Regions from separate parts of the Homo sapiens genome. Here region 2 is linked to region 1. A link is a loop called in an ENCODE intact Hi-C map of the cell type or tissue named here. Cell type or tissue: PC-3. All regions are shown on one strand. Region 1 overlaps CDC45 (cell division cycle 45). Region 2 has its middle 5.7 kb from the start of LINC00895.

What was found. Peaks named below come from ENCODE experiments on the same cell type or tissue, not always from the same donor. Only the 100,000 strongest peaks of a DNase experiment are listed, where the experiment ranks them.
Region 2: it touches region 1 in a loop (11-fold over the local background); 3 of 110 quality-filtered maps call a loop at or near these places.

The regions. Positions count from the first base shown.
Region 1 is chr22:19,492,324-19,500,323 of GRCh38, reverse strand. It overlaps CDC45 (cell division cycle 45), which reads right to left. Exons shown (of 19, transcript NM_003504.5): 6 at 5,942-5,997; 7 at 4,295-4,343; 8 at 2,877-2,938; 9 at 1,173-1,223. Among named protein-coding and RNA genes, the nearest start is that of CDC45, 16 kb to the right of the region's middle. RefSeq lists a silencer at 1,494-1,710. In PC-3, a CTCF peak has its summit at 4,239 (motif pointing left); a DNase peak (open chromatin) is centred at 2,903; H3K27ac peaks cover 919 bases.
Region 2 is chr22:19,568,553-19,576,552 of GRCh38, reverse strand. No RefSeq gene overlaps it. Among named protein-coding and RNA genes, the nearest start is that of LINC00895, 5.7 kb to the right of the region's middle. In PC-3, no CTCF peak of the experiment used is centred here; DNase peaks (open chromatin) are centred at 4,312, 7,452 and 7,822; H3K27ac peaks cover 3,773 bases.

The DNA of each region.
Region 1 (8,000 bases):
TTTATAGGGACAGTTTCAGGTACAGATCCTGTACAGGAAGTGCCACTGAGCACAATGAGAGCAGGAAGACCCCACTCTAGGTTCCAAAGGGCCACCAACCAGGACAGTGACCGTGGGGGCCTCACCTGAGAGACTGCTACAGACCAGGAACAGTGCCTATCAGTGCATACACCATGGTGTTTCTAGCCCCTACATTATCTGTGCACAAATTCCATGCTACTCTTAACACACGAAGGGACTCAGGGCCCAACAGGGCAGTGGGCTGTGCCAAGGTGACCTGTCCAGGCCGTAGCTCCAGGCCTGAAACTTGGGCTTCTCCTGCCTTGTGGGCCTTATTGCAGGATCCAGACAGGGGCAGGGCTGGGGAGGCAGGAAATAGTGGCATGGGGCCTATTCAAACTGCATGAGGAGACCAGCACCCAATTGGAGGCTGCGCCTAGGGCTGTGCCAGGTGACAGCCTGGGGACATCTACATGGGTCCCCTAGGAGAGGACCAGCATGTTGGGGTCTAGGTCCATGCCAATCCCTAAGAGATTCTGCCTGATGGCCACTAGAGAAGGTTGGGCCACTTCGTGCATTAGCAGGGATGAAAGAAGAAGCCAACCCCCACTTCGCCCTGCAGCATCTGCATTCTGAGGCAGCCTTGCAGCTCACCGTCAGTCTATCAGATGGGGAGCCCACCACTGAGGGCAAAAGGGGTTCTGCTTCACACCAGACCCCTTACCTTTGGAGCCTTCCCCTTACCTTTGGGGTCAAACCCCTACTGCTTGGCAAGATACTCAGGGTCCTCACTAGGGGCTCTCATCCCGCCCCCAACCTGCTCCTGTGTTGTCTTCCCCCATCCCCCCACCTACTGCAAGGGCCACACCTCAGCACCTGCCTCTAAGCCTGGCCCTGCTGGTAGCACCCAGCACAAGCAGGGCACTGGGAGAGAACTGGGGAGGCTGGCTCTACCTGCCAGATGAAGACGCCACACAAGGCCACGGTCACTCGGCTGGTACTCAGTTAGCCCTTCCTCAGTGACAAATGCTTGGGCCCAAGGAGGAGGGCCAGTCCTCACTTCTCAATAGGACCCTACAGGGACCCTGCTAAAAACTTAGTGGCTATGGTCAGGCTGTGCACCTGGCCACAGCACAGGGCTGACCCTGCAAGGCAAGGGAGTGTGTCCTTACTGAGTGATCTTGTCTTGCACCCACTGGTCTGTTAGTCCAACGATGGCCCACCTGGAAGAAGAGAAGGCAGTGGAGCCGGCCTATAGCCCACCTGGGCTCAATGAGGCCTGGGGGATGGAGTGAGATGATGGAACGGGCCCAAGCTCAGCACTCTGGGGAATGTCCTGCCAGTGGGGCCAGACCCTGGCTTGCCTCAGTCAGGTGGCCTCTCTCCTTGAGGTGAAGAGGTTAGAAGGGTAATTGGGGCCTTGCAGTGCAGTGTCTGCCACTGTGGGAGCTTTAGGTACTCAGAGGAGGAAAACCTCCCAGGAGAGCCATGGCAGCTATAATAGGAGCCAGCACTCCCACCCACTCCTAGGCCATGCTCTGCTCTTGTCCTGCACTCCTGACCCCAACACTCGGAGTGGAGTTGATACAGTATCATGGCAGAGGCCTGTGCTGAGCTGTTGGTGACCCTGGTATCACTTCATCTCTCTGAGCCCCTCATGGCACATGCCCCCAGCACAGGGGGCCCTAGTTGTGTTCACATCTACTCATCCTGCAGCTTAAAGTAGCAGGATGTAGAGTAGCAGTGTTTAGGCCTCTGGTGAGCCTTCAAGGCTCCCATCTTCAGGCTCATCTTTTACCTGAGACCCAGGCAAGGCCTGGCTTCCCCAGCATGACGGCCAGCCCACAGCAAGAGTGACTGGGCCCCACTGTGCTCGGTCATGCCAGGTGCAGCCCGCACAGCGGACTCAGAGGAGGGATGGTTCTTCCTACATCAAATTTTGCCACCGTGTGCCAGGACTGCAAGGATGCCTAGCAAGAGCTGCCTCCTTTTCTGCAGACAGCATCTCACTCAGTCACCCAGGCTGGAGTACGATGGCACAATTGTAGCTCATTGCAGCCCTGAACTTCTGGGCTCAGGAAATCTTCCTACCTCAGCCTCCTGAGTAGCTTGGACTACAGGTACACACTATGACACCTGGCTAATTTTTGAGACAGAGTTTCATTCTTGTCGCCCAGGCTGGAGTGTAATGGCGCAGTCTCGGCTCACTACAACCTCTGCCTTCCGGATTCAAGCGATTCTCCTACCTCAGCCTCCTGAGTAGCTAAGATTACAGGCACCCACCACCACGCCTGGCTAATTTTTTTTTTTCTATTTTTGGTAGAGACAGGGTTTTACCATGTTGGCCAGGCTGGTCTCGAATTCCTGACCTTCCAAAGTGCTGGGATTACAGGGGTGAGCCACCATGCCCAGACAATTTTTTTTTTTGAGACAGGGTTTCACTTCATTGCCCAGGCTAGTCTCAAACTCCTGCACTCAAGTGATGCTCCTGTCTCGGCCTCCCAAAGTACTGGGATTACGGATGTAGAATTAAGGATGTGAGCCACTGCAAAGGCTGCCTCCTTCAAATCTCACACTCCTCCTGTCACTTGACTTTACTGAGTACAGGCTGAGCAGCAGGAGTGGGGAAGGTGAAGCTGTACTGTATTCTCTTCCTCTGCATTCTCCGACACTCCAAGTCCCATGTTTGTGTGAAGCTCCCAGGGCTTCACAGTTAGGAAAAAGACCAAAATCACACACATACCCAGAAAGGGGCTGCATCTGACACTCCTGGTGGGGACAAGGGAAACACCCTCCCTGTGGGAGGACAGAGCTGCTTATGTGGCACTGACCAAGGCAACAAATACTCCCACACAGCTGCCGCAGGGGCTACGTACCACAGCATGTCATTCAGGTCCTTGGACAGCATCCAAGCCAGCTCAAACATCACCATGGCTGACTGTAAGGAAGCAGAGAAGTCTAAGGCTCATGGGAGGGGCATGTGCTGGGGCTGGGCCATGCAGCCAGACTGGACTTGAGCCAGAAGGGCCCTGGCAAACCCCTGCGGATGGAGGGTCTACCTGGCCAGGGCATGTGGGTGGATTCCAGCCCGACATGTGGGATGAGTACACGCTAAACTGAGAAGAGGAAGACTGAAAGTAACTCCTTTGCTACCTAAAATCATTACTGTCTGTATATTTTATCCTGTAGCAAGGGAAGAATTCACTTGGTAGGGGCAGCCCGGGTGCAGCACTGGCTGGGGCCTCTTTGTATCTCCCTGTGTTCCTCAGTGATGCCCAAGGCAGGCACTGAATCCCAAAGGCCAGGAGACCCCATCATTTGCCTGGCTCTGCATCCGCACACTCCTCCTGCTTGGCTGGCGTCCTCAAACACATTCCCAGGAAGGCCAGGTGAGGCAGAGCCCTGGGTCCAATTATTTGAATATTAAAGAGGGAGGGGCCTCAGCACCTCTCTTTCCAACAGGGCTGTCCACATCGGAGCATTTAACTCCCATAAGCAGAGGGTCTCTATTTGGTAAAAGACCTTGAGGAAGACTGGTGTCTGACCAGAAGACCCTAAGATCCCCTTTGCCGTGAGATGCGGGCTTCCTCCAGGGAGAGAATTTCCAAGGGAACTGGCCCCATATATCTGGAGGGAGTTATCTTCTCTAAGTGAGCATCAGCACCCTCCCCACCAACTGTTTAGAATTTTCCATTAGCAAGGACTGAGCAGAGACAGCAAAAGGATGATCCTTCAAAGGACAATGGAACCTTGACAATAAAAGGGACACTGGAAATACGGTGCTTAGAGTTCAAGGTCCCAGTATTAAATTCTAAGACTAAATACAGGATGTTTTATTGAAACTTATTTTCTAGGGCTCCTTAAGGCCTTGAGCTCTGCTCAACACTATTGACATAGTAGGTTTTCTACACTAAATTCTGTTTTGTAAAAGACACACACTGATGGGCCATTATAAGTCTATAGCGTTTTATCTTCTCGCACAGAGACTGGTACAAACTCATTCTGTGTTTTTGATGAACAAAAATAAACGCTGCTCTTCTTTGATCACCTATTGGGTGCAAACGACCATTTTAATAATTACCTCTGAAATGAGGATTATTCTCTTTACAGAGGAGGAGATGTTTAAGGCTCAGAGAGCTTGCAACACCTGCCCAAGGTCACACAGGGGGAAGACATGGAGCTCAGATTCAAACCAGGCTTTTGTGGCTCTAAAATCTACGTTTCTTCTTCACATTTGAGGACACTGACCCCTGGAGTCAGAACTTTATAGTGAGTTCCACCTATTCATACTTACCGATGTCCCATGATATTCATACTGCTCGTAGTCAAAGAGGATGTCTCTTCTGTAATGACATAAAATGCAGGTCTTCAACAGGAAGTAGCAGTACAGGAAGCCAAATATTTTGGAAAAATGCTAAACTTGACAGTATTCAATGAAATGCAAATTAAATCATGGTACTATTTGTTTTCACATATTGACTCTTGGTTTTTTCTTTTTTGTTGAGACAGGTTCTTGCTATGTCTCCCAGGCTGAAGTGCAGTGGTGTGATCACAGCTCACTGCAGCCTTGACATCCTGGGCTCAAGTGATCCTCCTAACTCAGCCTCCTAAGTAGATGGGGCTACAGGCATGTGCCACTACACCCAGCTAATTTTAAAAAAATTTTTTAATAGAGACAAAGTCTCACTATGTTGTCCAGGTTGGTCTCAAACTCCTGGGCTCAAGCAGTCCTTCCACCTTGGCTTCCCAAAGTATTGGGATTATAGGCATGAGCCACAACACCTGGCCACTTATTGACTCTTTAGCAGAATGTATATGTGTAACGTTGGGAAATTAACACAAACTGCCAGTGGCAATGTATGATGTAAAGTGGTATAGTTCAGAATTCCATTTCAGAGAAATTGTCCCATAATTACAATTCAAAGGAAAAAGCAAGACAAAACTTGCTGTGTGCACAAAGTAATTCACTGAAGCCTTATTTATAATGGCAAAATATTGGAAGTAACCTACATTTCAAAAAGAAGGGAAACTGCCAATTAAGTACTAGGCTGTTTAGAAAGCCTGTTCAGAACTATTTTAAATGGTTATATTAAGTAGAAAGATGCAAAATCAGATGTATCATGTAAAATATGCACAAGTATGTATAACCCAGGAATAGAAACCCAAACCCAGAATCTCTTTTAATTAGGCAGTGTGATTATGGATTATTTTCACTTTTCTTTCCTTATGCTTCCTGAAATGGTTTTATATTATCCTTTTTTGGTTTGTTTTTAGAGACAAGGTCTCGCTCTGTCACCCAGGCTGGAGTGCAATGGCACAATCATAGTTCACTGCAGCCTTGAACTCTCCTGGATTCTCCTGCCTGGGCCTCCCAAAGTGTTGGGAATACAGGCATGAGCCACCACACCTGTCTTACGTTGTCCTTATCCGAGGGGGCAGCCTTCCTCCTGTGGCAGCGGCAGGAGTGCATGCCCTCAGCTGAAACAGGGGGAACATCAGCTGGATGGCCTGGGAGACCTTCCATGAGAGATCCAGCAAGGGCTTCCCCCGGGACCCACCTCAAGGGCGCTGCTGCATGCTCACTTCAAGCTAGAATAACCTTTCCAATATTTTCATTTTAGAGCACTTCTTATAAATAATTTGTAAATCAAAGTATCTACATTGGAAAAACTTGATAAAAATAAAGAGCCAGGGCCATGGTCTCTAATGGATGGCATGTACCTGGGAGACCTTGGGGCTGTCCTGTCACTCATGGGACCGGCGAACAACCTGGAGCTCTTCTCCAATGCAGCGGCCACAGGTTCACTCCCAGAGCCACTGGCCCAAAGGTTCTAAACTCAATAAATTATCCTGAGACAGGAAGTCAGAGGTATGGGTGGCACCACAGACCCCCAGGCAAGTGGGCTTCTGGTGCTGGGAGCAGCTGGAAGCACAGACTCACCTCCGGGCCTCCCACTCTCGCCGCTGCCTCCTCCGCATGGTTTGCTCCACTATCTCCTGATACAGGGACAAAGAGAACAAAAGGTGGAGCAAATGCACCAGGAATTTATCCCCACAGCCCAAGAAGGTTCCAATTTGGCAGAAGTCAGTAGGCCCAGACCCCTGAGAGAGAACACGGTCACACCAGTGCCCCGAGCACAGCCTGTTCCTACGGAAGAGAGGCATGGAGGCAAGGGATGGCTGTGACCCCTTCTGGCTCCCAGCTCTCCAGACACCATGGGCAGAAAGAGTAGGGGCTTCCCAAGCACCTGCTCCAGGCAAAACTGTGTTCATCCACCCTAGCTGCTGTCACCCACAGCACTATGGGATCCAAGGTAAGCTCACACCCACTTTGTACCAGCTTCCACATCAGGATGGATGAGAGCTAACATTTCTTATATTCTACCATGCGTTAGGAACTATTCTAATGTTACAGGCACAACCTCGTTTAATCTTCACAACAAAGGCCTGGAATAATGTGGTAGGTTTAGAAATCCATGGTCCCGAGACTCCTGCTTCTGGGAAAATGGAGTAGATATGTTTTTCCCCATACATTCATTAAATATACCGAAAACCCTTCGACATCATAGATCAAACAAAGTAAGGCTGGGCGCAGTGGCTCACGCCTGTAATCCCAGCACTTTGGAGACAGGCGGGCGGATCACATGAGGTCAGGAGTTAAAGACCAGCCTGGCCAACATGGTAAAACCCCGTCTCTACTTAAAATACAAAAATTAGCCGGGCGTGGTGGCACATGCCTGTAATCCCAGCTACTTGGGAGGCTGAGGAGGAAAACTGCCTGAACCCAGGAGGTGGAGGTAGCAGTGAGCCGAGATTGTGCCACTGCATTCCAGCCTGGGTAACAGAGCAAGACTCTGCCTCAGAAACATACAAACAACAACAACAAAAAAAAAAAAACAAAGTAAGACTCTGAAAGGTAGAGGTGAAGGCAGAGCAGTTAGGGACTCTGGGACATGAGGAACAACACAGTGTTCCTTGAGTTTTCCTTCTGGTTCATATATGCCAGAGTTGGAGCTGAAAAGCCAGCAACCTAGAAATACCAACAGGTGCAGACAACAAAACAAAACAAAACAAAACAAAACAACAAAAAAAAAAACCCACAAAAGCTGCTCTGTCTAGTCAAAGGACTGGGAAGGAGCAACCTCCCAAGACAGAAAGCTTTTAGGCAGTAGCCCATCTACTCTAGCCAACACCACCAAGAACATCCATATCCACCCCAGCAAAGGCCCAGTGGGAGCCTAGGCTCCCATCCTTGCGAAGCTGTAGCAAGGCACCCCAAGCCCTCTGTCTGGTGGTATCAGAGAGGCCAAGGAGGGAACTGAGACTGCAACCCCTGCTGGTTGGTGACAAGTCCACACCCCACCTCTGGGTGGGAGAACCAATGGTGGGAGAACCCAGACTTCCACCCCCACCTTCTAGTAATGAGAAATTCCTCCCCTCCCTGCTAGGAGGGTAAGAGGCAGCAAAGTGGGAAGCCTGGACCTTCACTGCCCCAGGTGATAGACATCAGGTGGGGAACCTGATCTTTTACCTCTACCTGGCATCACTCACTCTCCTTGCTTGAGCCGTGTCAGAGAAAGCCAACTAAAACAGAAGACTTAAAGAAGACACGAAATCTCATCACATAATACAAAAATCTCCTGGTTTCATTTGAAGATTACTCATCATACCAAGAACTAGGATGATCTCAAAATGAATGAAAAAAGAAAACCCACCGATGCCAACAGCAAGATGACAGAGTTGTTAGAATTATCTGCCCAAGATTTTAAAGCAGCCATCATAAAAATGCTTCAACGAGCAATGACAAACGATTGAAACAAATGAAAGCCGGGAAGCCTCAGCAAAGAAATAAGAGATCTAAAGAAGAGACAAGTGTTCTAAACAAAGTTTAAGAAAGAAAGAAAGAAAATATATATATATAGAAGAAAGTTTAGAACTGAAAAATACAACTGGAATATTAACTCAGCAAATAGGCTCGAGAGCAGAATGAAGGGGACAGA
Region 2 (8,000 bases), 76 kb before region 1:
CCAGGCTGGAGTGCAGTGACATGATCTTGACTCACTGCAACCTCCACCTCTTGCGTTCAAGCAATTCTCCTGCCTCAGCCTACCGAGTTAACTGGGATTACAGGCACCACGCCCAGCTGTTTTGTATTTTTGGTAGGGACGGGGTTTCCCCATGTTTGCCAGGGTGGTCTCAAACTCCCGACTTCAAGTGATCCGCCCGCCTTGGCCTCCCAAAGTGTTGGGACTACAGGCATGAGCCACCATGCCTGGCCTGCAGCATGTCTCTTTTTTTTTTTTTTTGAGACGGAGTCTCTCTCTGTCACCCAGGCTGGAGTGCAGTGGCGCAGTCTCGGCTCACTGCAACCTCCATCTCCCAGGTTCACACCATTCTCCTGCCTCAGCCTCCCGAGCTGGGACTACAGGCGCCTGCCACCATGCCCGGCCAATTTTTTGTATTTTTAGTAGAGATGGGGTTTCACCATGCTAGGCAGGATGGTCTCGATCTCCTGACCTCGTGATCCACCCATCTCGGCCTCCCAGAGTGCTGGGATTACAGGCGTGAGCCACTGCGCCCGGCCCAGCATGTCTCTTAAACGCAGGGGCCACGAGCAGAGCTGTCAGAATGCTTCAGAGGAAAACAAGTGGGGCCCGGTGACAACTCACACAAGACACTGGGGGTGACACGGAAGAAGGGGACCCTCCAGGGCTGCTTTTAAGTTGGGGGCATTCTTAGAATTAAGAAGCTGTCAATCAACTGCCAGATCCTGCAAAGAACTGTTTCAACTCCATTAAGGAAAAATAAAGGAAACCCAAAAGAAAAACAGACAGAGGATACAATGTTCTCATGAAGATTGCCTGTAACCAATAAACATTTTAAAAGATGCTTAAAGTTGCAAGTCATGGATAGAATGTAAATTAAGGCATCAATAAGACAACCTTTTTCACCCAACAGATTAGGTTAAATCTAGTGCTGGAGAAAGTGTGGGGAAACAGGCATTCTCAGGCCACGGAGCAACATCTGTTAAAACTCTAAAAGGTTGGGCAGGCGTGGTGGCTCATGCCTGTAATCCCAACATTTTGGGAGGCCAAGGCGGGTGGGTCACTACAGGTCAGGAGGAGTTCAAGACCAGCCTGACCAACATGGTGAAACCCTGTCTCTACTAAAACTACAAAATCACCTGGGCTTGTTGGCGCATGCCTGTAATCCCAGCTACTTGGGAGGCTGAGGCAGGAGAATTGTTTGAACTCGGGAGGCGGAGGTTGCAGTGAGCTGAGATCGCGCCACTGCACTCCAGCTTGGGTGACACAGCAAGACTCCATCTCAAAAAACAAACAAACAAACAAACAAACAAAAACCTCTAAAAGGTACATGCCCTTTAGCCTAGCAATTCCACTTGGAGGAGCCCAGCCTGCAAAACTACTCACAAATGCACACAAGTGAATACACACACTCAAGAATGTTCACTGTAGGGCTATATTTTAACAGAAGAAAACTTACAGGCACCTAAATGTTCTTCCACAGAGGAATAATTATAAATAATGATTCATCCATATAATAAAATACTATATAGGTATAGAAGAAAACGTTTAAGGACTATGTTAACAATGATGTTATCTCTGGAGAATGGGATTTTAGGAGAGGACTCCCATTATACCTTTGCATGACATTTATAATCAGAAAACAAACCTTCAAAAAAATGAGTTGCTGGGATGATGGTATGATCCCATTTACATAAAACGGAAAATAATATATATGCATATGTACATACGTGTAGCTGTGCTGTCTAGAAAAGTGTCTGCAAGTGTCTGCATCTGTATATAGTAGCTATGGCTTCACATCTTTACAACAAGCACACCTAAGTGTGGCTTGTTTAATTTTAAAAAGACCCGAGCTGGGGCTCAACAGTCTGCTGGAGCCACCTCATGTGGTCCCTTGGCTCATACCTCTCCCTAAGCAACTCCTCCACACTCTCAGTAGTGTCTGCATGCGGAGGAGTCCCTCAGACTCATTTCCCAGGGGCCTCCTCTGAGCCCCAAGTCTACATGACCAAGTTGCTTTGCAAAATCTCCCTCCAGATCCACCCAAGTCAGACACAAGGCTTGGTCTTCCCTTCCACATCAGGTCCTGTTCTGGCGTTCTATCTCTGCAATGGCTCCATCACCGTTTATGCTCACCCCTCCTCCCCATGACCCATGCCTAGACCGCCACTACATCCTCCATCTCTCTCAAACACACCTCTGCTCCCACTCCTGCCACCACACACCCCCAACAGCCTCAGTCTGGGGAGCTGTCATCTCTCACCTGGATGCCAGTGCCTGCCTGTGCCATCCATCCTCCAAGCCACAAATAAACGGTGGCTGGAAAACAGGAGCCTGATCTGTGGCTACTCCCTGCTTAGACGCCTCAATGGCTGTCCATGGCACGAATACCAAGGCCAATCCCCTAACCGGGCCTGGAACACCCCTTACCTTCCACCCCTGCCTCACCATCCTCCCCTCCCTCTGGGCTCCATCCTCTGGCCACCATCAGGCCCCAGGGCCACTACACAGGGGATTCCCACCATCTGAGACTCCCTCTCCCTCGCCCCCAGTCCCAGTCCCACAGCACCCAGGAGGTTCCCAGTCATCCTTCGGTTCTCAGCTCAGTCCTCGATTCCTCAGTGAAACCAACTCCGACCCTCCCCTCAGTTCAAGGTTTCCATGATACCATCACTGTGCCTCAGAGATTTCATCTCTGTCCCTGCCCCTCAGCTCTGCGTGCCAGGAAAGTGAAGCATTGTTGAACCCAGATGCCCAGCTCAGTGTGTGCACCAGAGCAGGAGTACAGCGTTTGATGGGTCCTACATATGCAGAAAAATGTTTGAAAACTGTCATGGCCTGGATGCCCCCAAAATTCATGTGTTGAAACTTAACTGCCAATGTGACAGCATTAAGATACAAGGCCTTTAGGAGGTGATTAAGTTCTGCAGGGGGAGCCCTGATAAACAGGATCAGTGACCTTGTAAAACGGCTTGAAGGAACCAGCGAGGCAGGTTTTGCCCTTCTGCCTTCTGCCCTTCTGCCCTTCTGCCTTCTGCCCCATGGGGACACAGCAAGAAGGCCCTCACCAGACACTGAATGCTGGTGCCTTGGTCTCAGACTTCCCAGCCTCCAGAACTGTAAGAAATAAATATCTGTTGTTTATAAACTACCCTGTCTCAAGTATCTTGTTACAGCAGCACAATAGACTAAGACAAATACTGTACATACTTAAAAAAAGAATCCTTTGATTCTGTCTGGGCACAGTGGCTCACACCTATAATCCCAGCACTTTGGGAGGCCAAGGCAGGTGGATTGCCTGAGCTCAGGAGTTCGAGACCACCCTGGGCAACATGGTGATACCCCATCTCTACTAAAATACAAAAAATTAGCTGGGTGTGGTGGCGCATACCTGTAGTCCCAGCTACTCAGGAGGCTGAGGCACGAAAATCGCTTGAGCCCCACAGGCAGAGGTTGCAGTGAGCCAAGATCGCACCACTGCACTCCAGCTTGGGCTACAGAGTGAGACTCCATCTCAAAAAAAAAGAAAGAAAGAGAAAAGGCCAGGTGCGGTGGCTCACGCCTGTAATCCCAGCACTTTGGGAGGCCAAGGCGGGTGGATCACAAGGTCAAGAGATGGAGACCATCCTGGCCAACACGGTGACACCCCGTCTCTACTAAAAATACAAAAAAAATTAGTTGGGCATGATGGCACGCACCTGTAGTCCCAGCTACTTGGGAGGCTGAGGCAGGAGAATTGCTTGAACCCAGCAGGCGGAGGTTGCAGTAAGCCTATATCATACCACTGCACTCCAGCCTGGCGACAGAGTGAGACTCCATCTAAAAAAAAAATCAAAAAACAAAATAAAACCTCTTATTTTGAAAATGTTCAAATATACACAGAAGTATAGAGAGAAGAGTAGAATGGATGCCCATGTGCCCAGCATCCAGCCTCAGGAACTACCAGCCTCCTGCTGTTTTATTTTCTCTATCCATCCTTCACATCTTTTTTTTTTCTCGTTTTACTCACAAATACTTAAGTATGTAAGTAGATACACTTCACCCACATAATAGAGAATACTCTATACATGTATTCATGGGTCAAAGGGGTCCCTGAGATACACACAATTCATACTCATCCCTCTGAACACTGCAAGCGTCGTGTGGAGCCATTTGCTTTCCCACACACTCGCTTTCTGCCGCAGCAAGGCTGGACCCTGCTGGAGTGGTGATGTGCAGGAACTGCCTCATAGCTCAGGTGGTAAAGTTATTTGGCTGGGAACTGAGTCTCTCCCCACATGCTGTCACACCCTTCCCGGCCCTGACAAACACAAAGAGATGCATCCCATTGAGTCACCCACTTGGCTGAACCGTGTACCTGGTAACCTCCTTGGGAGGTTCTTTGGAGGGTATTTTTCTCCTCTACACAAAGCATGCCTGCGAAGTAAGCTGAGAATGACAAAAACAGGAAAGCCCAATCTTGCAGAGACAGAGGGGCCAAGGCCTGCATGATAATGCGGCCCAAATTCATAGCTCAGACCCAAAAGAAAACAAATGTTCCATTCTTTCTGTGTCCACCTCTAAACTAAGCAATACAGTGAGGGCAGTAAATTGCAATTACAAGTAAGAACTTTAGCAGTTGCTGATCATAAAATGAAAAGGGACAAATATGTTTATCCTTAACAGGGTCACAAATAATTCCACAGCTGTTAATTTTGGCAGCCACGACTCTGCAGGCAGTATGGGCTCATGGTATACTATCTTCATTGTCACCTCGGACAAAGATCCTGTTGGCCAAAGGCACACAGGCATCTTCAGGAAAACTAGATTTAAATGGTAAGATTAAAAAACACAGTCATTATTTAAAAGCACAAGAAAGGTTTCTTTTTTAAAGTTCACTAACAAATCCAGAGAGTGATGAAAGCCAATGCTTTATCCACTTATCAACACAGATCACATGACTGCTTTCAGATGACTCACTTGGCCAGATTTACTGACCAGGACCCTGCACAAAATACTACAGAGAAGACCAACGTTGACAGAGGATGTCTATGTCCTGTGTTCTGCCCACATGAAACCAGCTACCTCCAACCCTCCCTGTCCCTCCTCCAAGGGGTGTGTCTCCGAGTCCCCCGAATCAGTCACCTGTGCTCCATCTCCACCACCATCAGACCTGAGACTCTCAAAGGTCAGAGACGGGCAAGCAGCAGCCACTCAGTGAGAGAGGGAAAGGGATGGCAGGCAGGCCCCAGCCTCAGACTAAGCCAGCATTGGAGAAACTCAAAGGTGTTCAGGTTACTGTCACTTATTTTTCAGAAAAACAAAATAGGATTTAGAAAAGCTATCATCTGTGCACATACCAAATCATTCTTCATGAGCAGAGTTTTCACCCCAATCACCACCCTGACTGTGCCCTCCTCTGCTCGCTGTGAGATGCCATCTCAAACAGCTCCCAAATGGCCCTTCCTAGGACAAACACAAGCCTCAGCTCAGACAAACAGGGCTGCACAATGTGCGTGTTCCCTCAACTTCTCCAGCAAATGCTCACTTCAGTTAAATTGAGGAGAAAAGCTGCTCCTAACTGAGCAGCAAGAAGGGAAAGATAAGGCGTGCAAAAACAGTATCACATCTGAAAAGTTACCCTCCACCTTACCCCAGCCTTACCCTAACTTTACCTCACCTTACTCCAACTGTAGGCCACCCTACCCCAACCTTACCCCACTTTACCCCAACCTTGTTCTATCTTATCCCAGCATTATCCCACCTTACCCCACTTTACCCCAACCTTGCTCTATCTTATCCCAGCCTTACCCCACCTTACCCCATCCTTACTCCAACTTTACCCCAACCTTTCTCTATCTTATCCCAGCCTTACCCCACATTACCCCACTTTACCCCAACCTTGCTCTATCTTATCCCAGCCTTACCCCACCTTACCCCATCCTTACTCCAACTTTACCCCAACCTTACTCCAACCTTACCCCAAGCTTACCCCACTTTACCCCAACCTTGCTCTATCTTATCCCAGCCTTACCCCACCTTACCCCATCCTTACTCCAACTTTACCCCAACCTTTCTCTATCTTATCCCAGCCTTACCCCACATTACCCCACTTTACCCCAACCTTGCTCTATCTTATCCCAGCCTTACCCCACCTTACCCCATCCTTACTCCAACTTTACCCCAACCTTACTCCAACCTTACCCCAAGCTTACCCCCACTTTACCCCAAGCTTACTCCAACCTTACCCCCTTACTCATCTTACTCCAACCTTACCCCAACTTTGCCAAACCTTACTTCATCTTAGCCCACCTTACCCCAACCTTACTCCGCCTTACCTCAACCTTATCCCACCTTACCCTAACCTTATTTTACCTTACCCCAACTTTAGCCACCGTATACCAACCTTACTCCACCCTTAACCTCATCCTTACTCCATCCTACTCCACCTTGCTCCAACCTTACTTTCAGTAAAATGGCAATGATAATCATATCTAACTCATGGGGATGTTGTGAAAATCAAATGAGAAAATACATATGAAGCACTCAATAAATATTAACTATTTTAATTAGCCTTTGAAGATTTTAAATTTGGTGAAAATTTATAAACAAAAACTCCATGTTTATTTGTAAATTAAATCAGAGTAAACCGTTATTGTTACTTCACTTAAAACATTAATTTGCTATTTATTTATTAAGATGGAGTCTCGCTCTGTGACCTAGGCTGGAGTGCAGTGGCACGATCTCAACTCGATGTAGCTTCCGCTTCAGTAGCTGGGACTACTGGCGTGTGCCACCACACCTGGCTAATTTTTTTGTGTTTTTAGTAGAGACAGGGTTTCATATATTGGCCAGGCTAGTCTCAAACTCCTGACCTCAAGTGATCCGCCTACCTCGGCCTCCCAAAGTGCTGGGATTACAGGCATGAGCCACTGTGTGGGCTTAATTTGCTATTCACATGGATCTGGCTGGAGCAATTAAACACCTCTGAGATGAAGCTCAGATAGCCAAGGAAAAGGCAGAGTCCTTCTGGCCACAGTGTAGTCTCTGGCAAGAAGCTAATTCCACCAGGCCTTCATCTTCTCAACCATAAACAAGGGGTGTGGTTGTTTATGGTTGAGAACAAAGTGAATGTTGTCAAAGGGGTGTGTATTCTGAAGAGTAGTTATAAGGCATACCAACAACCGCTGTTCTTCTCTTGTGCAGCTAGTGAGTGCAGAATATATGCCCCTTTGATAACACTCATTTTGTGCTGAGAGCACCACTCAGCAGAGGAGGAGGCTCCAGGCTCCAGGCAGAGCTGTACAGCGGTATGAGGAGGCCAGTTCCAGCCCTGGGTCCTCCCATGAGACCCTGGGATCTTGGATGCACCTGGCTGAACACTTACCACCAGCTCCCTCTATCCACACAAACACTGACACACAGGAAATCCCCAGATGTTATGACACCAGTGCAAGAGCTTAGAGGGCCTATTCTCGAACTGCCACTTAATGATGGTTTGGCCAAACAGGATACATGCCAGCCCCTGGCTCCTGCCAGCCAGCACAAGGTGACCCTGCAGCCTACTCTTGCCTTGCAACTGGAAAAGTCTCTCTCTCTCTCTCTCTGCTCATCTCCCTCTTTTCTGGGAGTGTTAATATGGATGATAGTCAAATCTGTTCTAATTGGGCCCTTGATTTTTAGCTCAACCCATATTTCCTGTGTATTTTCTGCTGAGGCCATCCAGCTGAATCCCTGGCACCCAGAACACCAACAGATACTCAGTAAATACTCGTTGAGTGAATCACTCCAACATTATGAGGTAGGTCTTGTCATCCACATTCTGCAATATGAGGCAAATCGCCAAGGCTAAGTGAACTGGTCAAGATGACTTGGCTAGTAAATTGCCATTAGGTACCTCCATGGAGATGCTCCCCAGGCCTCATGCACCTGGTGTGCAGCACTGACCTCACCTCAGCCCTCCCTCCTCATCCTGCACTTCCCCACCCCACCATCCCCCAGCC